Regions from separate parts of the Homo sapiens genome. Here region 1 is linked to region 2. A link is an interaction called in ENCODE POLR2A ChIA-PET data of the cell type or tissue named here. Cell type or tissue: GM12878. All regions are shown on one strand. Each heading gives the region's core, and the rest is flanking DNA. Links, peaks and the distances in the headings are about the cores only. Region 1 overlaps EML6 (EMAP like 6). Region 2 overlaps RTN4 (reticulon 4).

Region 1 (5,387 bases), core at 56-5,055, 99 kb before region 2:
AGGATAAGCTGACAGGGCCTTGCAGAAATTCTCCTAAAATAAAAGCTCACCTCTTACCCCGGCAAAATCAGCTTATCCTTAGGCCTTCTTCAGATGACATAAAACTTTATTATTTTAAATGTATTTGTGCTTGCATTCCAAGAAGAACATAACTACACAGATTTCAAAAGAAAACATGAAATATAGTCAATGAATGCAACAAGACATTGAATATTTGTACAGTGTTTTTGAAATGGACAATTTCTTTAAAAATCTGTTTATAATTAACACATAATTGCAAATGTTTACAGGGTAGAATGTGACATTTCAGTACATGTATATATTGTGTAAGGATCAAATCAGAGTAGCTATCACATCCATCACCTCAAACATTTATCATTTCTTTGTGGTGATAACATTCAAGATCTTCTTTTCTAGCTATTTTGAAATATACACTACATTATTAGCTATAGTCACCTTAATATGTAATATAACACCAGAACTTACTCTTCCTAACTGTAGCTTTGTACTCACTCTTGACTCATCATCCAAAAAAAAATTTTTTTTTTTTTTTGAGACAAGGTCTCACTGTGTCACCCAGGCTGGAGTGCAGTGGCATGATCATGGCTCACTGCAGCCTGGACCTCCTGAGCTCAATCGATCCTCCCAACTCAGCCTCCCAAGTATCTGGGACTACAGATGCACACTACCATGCTTAGCTAATTTTTTTGTATTTTTGTAGAGAGTGGGTTTCCTCATGTTGCCCAGGCTGATCACCAACTCCTGGGCTCAAGGGATTCACCTGCCTCAGCCTCCCAAAGTGTTGGGATTACAGATGTGGGCCACTGCACCTGGCCAAAATCTTTATAGCTATATAACGTAGTACATTCTATTTCAATTTATACCATCCACAGGCATATTCTGTCTTTATCTTCTTCCTCATCATCAGTGTCACCAGTATCATCAACATTCATTGAAAACTTGATTAGTGTGATACTTACAAAGGAAATGTGATAAGATTATTAAAAGTCTTAAAAAAAAGCTTATGATATTAAAAAAGGAGAGAGAAAACACCAATAAAAATAAAATCAAGTGCAGAGGCATGCCAACATAGAAACAACCAGACCATATCAAGAGATGTGGAAAAAGTAATGTTGGTAATGAATAGGAAGTCATTACCAATTCCTTCTCCTAAATGCTAAAGAGGGACCTTGCCCAATTTAAAGCCTGGTAACATTTAAGCATAAGGGGATATCATTAGTTGTTTTTGAAAGACGTAGTTTATAATAATCACCTGGTGATGATTTAGCCCTTAAGGAAAGTGTTAACGTCTTCATCTAATACTACAGCCTAGTAGCTTGAAAGGGTCAGGTAACTTTCAAATCCTTGCCTCATACTTCGTAGTGATGGAGGGTTGGAGAGGATTTGGTTTGTTAAACCAGACTTTTTCTTTCTCTGACTCTCCTTCATCCAGAAAAGGAGGAGACTACCATTTCCAGTTGGTTGGAGGAGGGTCTCTTGCATAAGCAAGGGCCCTCAAAGCATGGGCATTGGTTAGCAATTGAGATGGGGTTGCCAGATTAAGCCAACAAAATTTTAGGAAGCTCAATTAAATTTGAGTTTCAGGTAAATAATTTTTGTCATAAGTGTATTCCATGCAAAATAAGGATAAATATGTAATATACATATAAATATTGCATGGGACATACTTGTACTAAGAAATTAGTTACTGCTTACCTGAAATGCCAGTTTAACAAGGTTTTCTATATTTTATCTGGCAACCCTAATTTGGGGTATACTGCAGGTCTGCCTTTGAAAATACCGGTTGGGACCTCCGAGTGGACTGGCAGAACTGGAAGAGGCAATTTATCACAGACCTGTGTTGCTTTATTTACCCTCATGGCTGGCCCTTGGTAGTCAGAGAAGAGCCCTGATATACTGATGCAGGATGAGCTTGATCACTCGTCTCCTAGCAACCGCACAGCTAGTGGAAGGGAGACTGCTGACCCAGAGATGGTTCTGTGTTGAATCTAGCCTTGCAGGAAGGCAGCAAAGGAAAGGCTTTTTGACTATACCTCTTCTTTTGTCTTGAAGGGAAAAAGCAAATTAAGTGTTTTTATTTGAAATTTAATTGTGCATTCAGTATATTTTTAAAACAATTTTTGGGAAAATAACCTAAATGTCCAAATTATAGTAATCATGGATAATTATTATTCTCTTAGAGAAATAAATTGTCCTGGAAATGTAAAGCAGACAAGCGATGTGAAAACTAGACAATAAGCAGTTATACATAGGGATTTACAGTAATCTATTCTTGCCACTTTTCTAAACAATTATAAGTAATATTTAATACTAAAGGAAAATGTTCATGATATAATAGATGAAGAAAGATAAGATAACCTGTTCATTATTATTCTGGTATTGTTTTTTCTAAGCACATTTGTGTAAAGATTGGTAGGATATATATCAAATGTTAGCCTAGAAATTGGGAAGATTTAAAAATTTTCTGTATCCATATTTTCTAAATTTCCTATAACAAGTACACTACATTTGAAATAGGGAACATAAAATTTTTAAATTGTAAAATCATCTTTTGAAAGAATTTTTTAAGTTAAATTTAGTTTCTATAATGTTCCTAATTTGGAGAATTAACTGAACCCAGTTTTTAGAGCTGAAAATGGTCTCAGGATCACAAAGCCAAGTGGTACCTCAAGTTAAATGTCATGAGATTTGTTTGTCACAAAATAGACATAGTTTTTGTAGCTTACCTGAGAGTCTCCCTCTAGCTCTGTGTCTCAGAATGTCAGGTCGGCAGTTTACTTCGGCAGCCCGTTATGCATTAGGAAGCTCGGCTATCTCTAGTCATGCATTTCATTCAGCGAGGTCCATTTAGTATATGATACCCCTTATGTATTAAAATATAATTGTACATGTTTATAGAGTATAGTGTGATGTTTCAGTACATGTATACATTGTATAATCAAGTCAGGGCAGCTATCACATCCATCACCTCAAATATTTATCAGTTCTTAAGATCAGTTACTTATTCCTCTTTACAGTGTATGAAATGTTTTGTTTTTTCATGGAAGAAATTTTGACATTTGTGTTGTTTTCATACAGCCGATGGAAAATGTCTGGTGTCGGTTGGTTTAGACGATTTTCACAGTATTGTATTTTGGGACTGGAAAAAGGGAGAAAAGATAGCCACAACAAGGTAAGAAGCTGCCGGGATCTTACGGTATCCTGCTGATACCACGGTTCAGTAAAGGTCAATAGTTTTCATTTTCTGGTAAGATTTCATCTTCAAACTCAGGTGAAATTGACGTAGAAGGCTTAGCACCTAAGTGAAAAAATACTGCAGTATTTCATGGTGCCAAACCTGACTTAGAGCAGGTCATGTTTGTTGCGGTGAATCAGAAAATTCCGAAATCCTCTGCAGAGAGTCATTCACCGCTTCATTTTGAGTGGTCTGTGTAATCTGTATCAAAGCACTTCAGCAATAGAAAAGCAGCTTTTCTCAGGCTGGTGCCTTGCCCCTTGTTTTTCTTCTGTCCTAGCATCTGGTGAAGGATTGTCAATGTCACCAGAATCAGAAGCACCGTTTGTCATGAGGCTGCAGCATGCTGGAAAGGAGGCCCCACCGTGTGCATCTGCCACTTGCTTTCAAAGCAGGCAAATTGTTTCCCTAATCTTCCGTCTTATAAATAGATTTTTTGAGACCGACTGCTGTTTATAGACCACCTGTCCTCCCTTACCCCAGCCTTCCTGCCTGCTGAATCAGCACTAAGTCTGAACACGACTTTCCACTCCTACTTACATTGAGCTCAGCTGTTTGCCCAACCCTGATCAGGGGTCAAAATAGTTGGCAGCCAAGGCCCAGCAATACAATTTGTTGCCGAGGCGTGTTGTCAGTGTACCTCCCTGCTCGTTCTTCTCTGCATTAATGATGTCCTTTCTGTCTTGCGATATAAAATCATTTTGAAGTTAATAGCCTTGAACCCCAATATTCACTTTTTAAAGTAATATTTTCCTCTACAATATTAAATAGGAAAAAAGTTTTGTGGGGATTTAATGAATGAAGATTTATAAATTGCTAGAGACCTGGAGGAGCAGCAGATGGAGGCATGAGGACTCCAACTGACCATCTTCGGAGAAAAAGGGAAGCTTTTCTGATGACTGCTGTTGAGATTGAATTCTTGGCAACAAATGACAGCTCATAAATCTGCCTGCCCAAGTGGTTTTTCTTCTGGTCTTTGTTTCTAGTATTCCTCACTGTCATTCCACTCCCTTCTAGTAGTACTCAGATTCAGCTTCTCATCAGAACTCTGTTCCCCCCAGACTAAAATACAGAATTTAAGTTTAATATTTCTGATAATATACCATCTGCCTTTACAGATAATTTCAGGGAAAGCACATTTCTGGATTTCAAAAGCAACAGAAATGCAATTTTCCTGCTAGAAAACCCTCTGCAGCTATGGGTGGCTCACCAGTTTTATGCCCGAAACATTAATAGAAATGGAAGAAAGAAATATTTCTTAATATTAAAATAGTATATATTTTATATACTTGTTGGATAGTGTTACTGCCTCTATTTAACACAAAGTTGACTTAACACCATTATGTTAATAACACAATTCATATTTGGAATTGCTCCCAAGCCTTATGACACATTCCCAAAACAGGATACCTGCAGAATTGCCCAGGAGAACATTTTGGATTGACATTAGCCAGTGCTGTTTCCAAGCAGGAATATCAAGGATTAAAGTTCTTTGGAAGAACAGTAGATTTTACAGTAAAAAGTAAATAAAAGTTACTTAAATATCTATTTGCATAATATTAACAATGATACATATTTACATAAATACATAAGAAATTTAGACAAATAAATAAAGCTTATATGTATGGCCTTAGAGTGCTTAAGTAGATAGAAACTTTTAAAAACAGGAGGCCGGGCATGGTGGCTCACGTCTGTAATCCCAGCACTTTGTGAGGCTGAGGTGGGCGGATCTCCTAAGGTCAGGAGTTCGAGACCAGCCTGGCCAACATGGTGAAACCCCGTCTTTACTAAAAATATAAAAATTAGCCAGGCGTGGTGGCGGGCGCCTGTAATCCTAGCTACTCAGGAGGCAGGAAAATCGCTTGAACCTGGGAGGCAGAGGTTGCAGTGAGCCACAATTTAGCCACTGCACTCCAGCCTGGGTGACAGAGTGAGACTCCGTCCCAAAAAAAAAAAAAAAAAAAAAATTTAAACAGGGGCATGATAGAAGCGACAACGAAGTAATCCTTAACGGAATGATACCTTGCTTCCAGGGTCATCTAAGCTCCCAAGAGGGCCTAATTCACAGAGAAGCTGATTCAGTCCTACCCCTCACTTTACACTTCTGTGTCTCGATCACTGCCAGCCTCAT
Region 2 (5,387 bases), core at 204-5,203:
AATATCTCAGCTGATAAGCAATAATTGGGCAAAGAGTACTTATCAGGGAAATTACGTTTCAGGTACCAAAAATATCACCTCTAGCCTTTGAAGGATCAGGCACAAAGTCAGTCTGAATTTTGTTAAACATTGGTCATCATCAGTTCCTTTGCTTTCTAATTCAAGGCCTTCATGTGTATGTCTGGCAATCACTTTGACCTACTTAGTAGGTAACAAACATGATGCCACCAGCTACAGTGATTATTTAGGCTTATGTAACACTATAAATGAAAAGGGGAGTAGTAGAGCACCCCCATTATCTAAAGCGGGGATCAGCAAACTTTCTCTGTGAAGAGCCAGACAGTAGAATTTTAGGTTTTATGGGCCACATAGGGTTTGTGTCTCATATTATTCTGTGTCGTTGTCATAACCCTTTAAAAATGTACACCACCCACTCTTAGCTCCCACACTATACAAAAACAGGCCGTGGCCCAAACAAGCAGTGGTTTGCTAACCCTTGATCTAAAGCATATATCTTTCTCCATGTATTAAACGAACTCTGACTGAATGCTTACTGACCATTAATTAAGCAGTCAAACATTAGTAAGCATATTTATTACAGCTTAGGAAGACACTTTGGATGACTCTACCAAGCAACAGTTCTACAAATAGCAACACTCTGGTCACCCTAACTGAATTTAACTAATGTTCAAGTCAGTAAATATCAGGCATTCTTAATATCTGTCAATTGAAAAAAAATTTTTTTAAGCTGCCGTATTCTTAGCAATTGCTATTGGAACCCCTGGTAGAAAGGTTTGAAGGATGACTTCAGTTAGTAAGGCTTTTCTCTCACAGTTTTATAGACTCCTATTGCTGAAGCTAAATATAACTTTTGCACTTGAGCAAGTTTACTATAGAGTAAGAGAGTTATTTTTATCCATCACTATCCACAAGTCTAAAGGGAAAAGTGTTGACCTTCCATATTTTAGAAGAAATTACTCTAGCAACGAAGATGCCCTTAACATGACAGAAGATAGTAACAAACACAAGCTAAAATAACTCCTCATTTGGTCATTACAGTCACTGACAAGGCTTCACTCCAAGTCCACAGGGGAAAAGCCCAAGACTTCACACCTGAGCCACTGTAGGGGCTCAAATGTCACTTGCCTCTTTGAGAACACTTCCTAAAAGCCAGGCTATCCCAAGACAAAGAGAAGAACACAGGGAGGTCTCAAATGTCCTTAGGGCCAGGCAGGTGACATACATGTATGTGAGAGGCTGGGAGAGAACTGAGGCACACAGTGATATGCATTCTTCCTCTCAAAGGGGCACTTACAACCCTGCTCCATACGCTGTGGCCATGCAAATATTCCAGGCCAGTGTTGCCAGAAATGTACACTTTTGTGTGCTATCATATAATTTTTAAATGTTGCAGCTATGTTGAGAAAACTGAATACTTCGGCGGCCCAAAACAGAAATAGTGGTTAAGTGTATTCAGGGAACACACCACCAGGAGAGAAAGGGGTGGCAGCAAGAACTAACCTAGAGAGTAACCATTATTAATGGGAATCCACCACAAATGATGGATTTGTAACATGGCAGGAATAAGGTCAATAAACACTTTAAAGAAGCAAACAGGCTGCTCTCATTTTGGACTTAACAAATTCTACACGATTCCATGGCAAATACTTTGCAACATTATAGCCAATACTTATTAACTGAAGAGGTCAAAGCTTATCTCTCCATTGCACAGTATCGAGACTGGAGGAAGGAGGCCTAAAATGTAATGAAGATCTAACAAATACTTACTGAAAAGGGGCAAGGGCCACATCTGGTTTATCTTTCTTCCAGGGCAATAAGAGAATTAAATTCACTGTGTATAACACACCTGATTAAAGAGCTCTGCAGATTTGTGATGTTTCAATTTGGGGGAAGGGGTATCTTTAAGGCAAACGGTGGGAGAGTGCTTAGTAAGATCTCAGAAATTACTCTGGCAGTTCTGACCATTTCAAAACTTTCCTGCACTCTCAAACTCTAAACTCTACTTGCCCTTCTGTGTCTCCTTCAGATTCATTCATTAGTTGGTAGTTTGGACTCTCTCTATATCCCCAGCCCACTTCCTTCTAATTTTTCTGAGAGCTCAAGAAACCTGAAAGGAAGCTGTCAAAATGTGAATGTTAACAGCTGCCTATGAGCCTGAGAGCTAGATTTTAGTGTTCTTCTGGGTCAGCTATTTCTGGAGCTCAGGCCGTTTTTTTTTTTTTCTTCCTCTCACTTTCAGATTTAAGATTGTGTTCTGGAACATTATAGTTGCGCCTCAATTACAGAAAAGTAAGAACCTCTGCTGAAAATACCTGGTCTTAGTCCCTAAAAAAGTAAAATTATTAGACAGCTTTTTGGGATTTGAGGTTTCAAAAGACAGGAACCTGCTAAGAAGGCTCAGTCAGACTCAATTAGCCCAAAAGCTGAGCCCAGTAGGCATTGTCATATGCTTTTCTTTCATAATTGCGGGTGGGAAGCGAGGGGAGGGAGGATTTATAGTTTAATGCCACAACTTTTTAAAACAGTGATTTTTGCCATACTATTTGACTAGGAAAATGATCGTTGCTCACTCTATAAATACTTGAAATCTTTTCTAGGACTTAGAAGTTTGTAGTTAATTGCAAAGGAGCAAAACAAACGGAATATTACACAAGAATTTAAAAGGAGAACTCTGCAGAACATGTCTTATTTTTATTCGCCCAAGTCAACCACCAGGAAACTTGGACCAGGCACACGGATACCCATCATTTCACACCGGTGTTTATAAAAGGACTAATGAGCCCTGGAGTTTGGTTATTTTTTTGATCACATTTTGAAAGGCCAGGCTCCTCCTTCACTGCCCCCGCCAAAAGGCAATAAGCAAGGAAAAGGTTTCACATGCTAGCAAGAGCGGCTCTAAAATTTCAATTTCTGAGGAAGATGGTTTCACATGGAAATAGTCATAATTGTAGGCTGGGCATGGTGGCTCACACCTGTAATCCCAGCACTCTGGGAGGCCAAGGCAGGCAGATCACCTGAGGTCAGGAGTTCGAGACCAGTCTGGCCAACTTGGCAAAACCCCATCTCTTCTAAAAATACAAAAATTAGCTGGGCGTGGTGGCGGACACCTGTAGTCCCAGCTACTTGGGAGGCTGAAGCAGGAGAATCACTTGAACCTGGAAGGCAAAGGTTGCAGTGAGCCTAAGATCGCACCACCGCCCTCCAGCCTGGGTGACACAGCGAGACTCTATCTCCAAAAAAAAAAAAAAAAAAAAAAGAGCTAGTGATAATTGTGACCCAGAATCTAAAAATGTAGATATAAATTTGAGGGCACACAACAGATTTTGCATTTATGAAGACAATGAGTTATAGAGATACTTCTTTCAAATTGTTGTTTAAAAACTATTATTTTGTAAACACAGAGCTTGATAAAAATGTCTTTTCTAAATGACAAAAATTTAGAAATGAGAGTAATTTCTACTACATTTTCCTGAAATTAAGATGGTTTCCATTTTCCTAGCTATGAATCATATAAAATCAATGTAATTCCAATAAAAAGCTACTTCCTATAAATTTTAAAAAACTCATTGTTATTTAAATAAGAAAAAACATTCATCTCAACTGGAGAGACTGGAGCTATTAGCAAACTTCCCATAAATTTAAAATCTGACTGTAAGGCATTAAAATAAATCCGTTTAAACAAGGTAAATACATTTTTCCTTATGTTGAAAAAGTAAAAAAAGAATGGGAATTGGAAAAACATTTTTTGCTTGCTTTAGGGTGACAGAATATAACTTTCCCTACCAGTTTTTGTGGCTAAAAGGCAAAAAGTAATACAGTCCACTATTAAGGAACTTAAGATTAAGATTTTAATAATTTTTTTTTTTTTTTTAAACAGACAGGGTCTCACTCTGTTGCCGTGGCTGGAATGCAGTGGTATGATTATGGCTCACTGCATCCTCCACCTCCTGGGCTCAAGAATCCTCTTGCCTCAGCCTCCCAAGTAGCTGGGACTACAGGCATGGGCGACCATGGCTGGCTGATTTTTCAGTTTTTTTTTTTTTATAGAAACAGTCTCACAATGTTGCCTAGGCTGGTCTCAAACTCCTGGCCTCAAGCAATCCTTCCGCCTTGGCCTCCCAAAGTGCTGGGATTACAGGCGTGAGCTACTGTGCATGGCCAGGAAAACCTTCTTCTTTTTAAAATGCTCTCTATATAAACAAAAACTGTGGTGGATAAGTGTGGCCATACACAGAAGTCTCTCTAGAAAGGTAATCCTATCAAGCGTTTTTATAAAAAAGCAAAGTGATTTTTATCAGCTTCCTTTTTTCAATAAAAGCTGTTTTAAGGAAGTATTCAGTATTTCTGTATATTCAATGGAAACAAACACATGGAATCTGTACTACTCATATACAATGACATTAGGAAAGGGTTTAGCTAAATTCTTGTGTGGCAAAATCACAAGGTTTATCGTTTATCAAGGAAGACCTTTCATGTACATTATCAGAGTGTGCACCTGAATTACCAAGGGCTTTACCTTTCATGGGGAGAAAAGGACAGATTCCCTGCCTTATTCATTTGCCTCTAGATTTTGAGATCTAAATGCCAGGTTCACTTTAAGTGCTAACATGATGAGGCAACTGTTACTTATTTGCAGTCCTAAATGAATTGCCAGCTGGGGAAGTCACCAAGCAGGTTTCCTTGAGCTCTGGGCTTGCCAAAAACACAACTCAGGGAAACCAATCAAGTACGTTTTTCTTCTCTTCTCTTTTTAAAAGGATTGCTAATCCTTAAGGATAAATTATAATTTTAATGAAAGTCCTTTTTTTCAATACTAAGAAACAACAAGTGTTCCAGAAAGGAAATCTGTCTCATCATGTGTTACTTTCTGTTACTTTCAAATTAGCAGTCACTCAATGCAAGAACTTATCAAGTTCGATTTCTCTCATTTATGCTAGCTTCCTCATGAATAACATAATTGCTTTTACAAAAAAATGTAGTTTTCAAAAGAAATTAAAATATAAGATTTAACAAAGAAATTATTTCTCAAAACTTTTTTTAAAAAGTCCTCATATTCGATTCTCAAATACGTGTGCAAAACAGAGATTTAAAATGTTTCTTAAGATCTCATCAGCCCCTTTCTAACATTTTCTCTCTCCTCTTGCCCCGTATCTACACAATGGACTGTGTATGGATGAAAATTTTCTCTGAAAGAATAAATAAGTTTTCTTTTGATTAAAGACAAGTGGAAACTTTATACTCAAACTCAGAAAACTAGAGCATAATGAATCATTCCCAGATCAATTTTAAAAATAGATTTATTCAAGAATGACATTTCTCTCAAGAAAAATGTTAAATTGTAGACATATAGCTGCCTTCACTGCTAT

What was found. Peaks named below come from ENCODE experiments on the same cell type or tissue, not always from the same donor. Only the 100,000 strongest peaks of a DNase experiment are listed, where the experiment ranks them.
Region 1: POLR2A ChIA-PET joins it to region 2 with 8 read pairs; 2 of 35 experiments call an interaction of 5 or more read pairs at or near these places.

Annotation. Positions count from the first base shown.
Region 1 is chr2:54,876,448-54,881,834 of GRCh38, forward strand. EML6 (EMAP like 6) reads left to right here. Exons shown (of 42, transcript NM_001039753.4): 17 at 3,100-3,193. Among named protein-coding and RNA genes, the nearest start is that of EML6-AS1, 130 kb to the left of the region's middle. In GM12878, for the core only: no CTCF peak of the experiment used is centred there; no DNase peak of the experiment used is centred there.
Region 2 is chr2:54,975,177-54,980,563 of GRCh38, forward strand. The region is part of intron 5 of RTN4 (reticulon 4); the gene reads right to left. Among named protein-coding and RNA genes, the nearest start is that of RTN4, 73 kb to the right of the region's middle. In GM12878, for the core only: no CTCF peak of the experiment used is centred there; a DNase peak (open chromatin) is centred at 2,165; H3K4me3 peaks cover 1,289 bases; H3K27ac peaks cover 2,881 bases.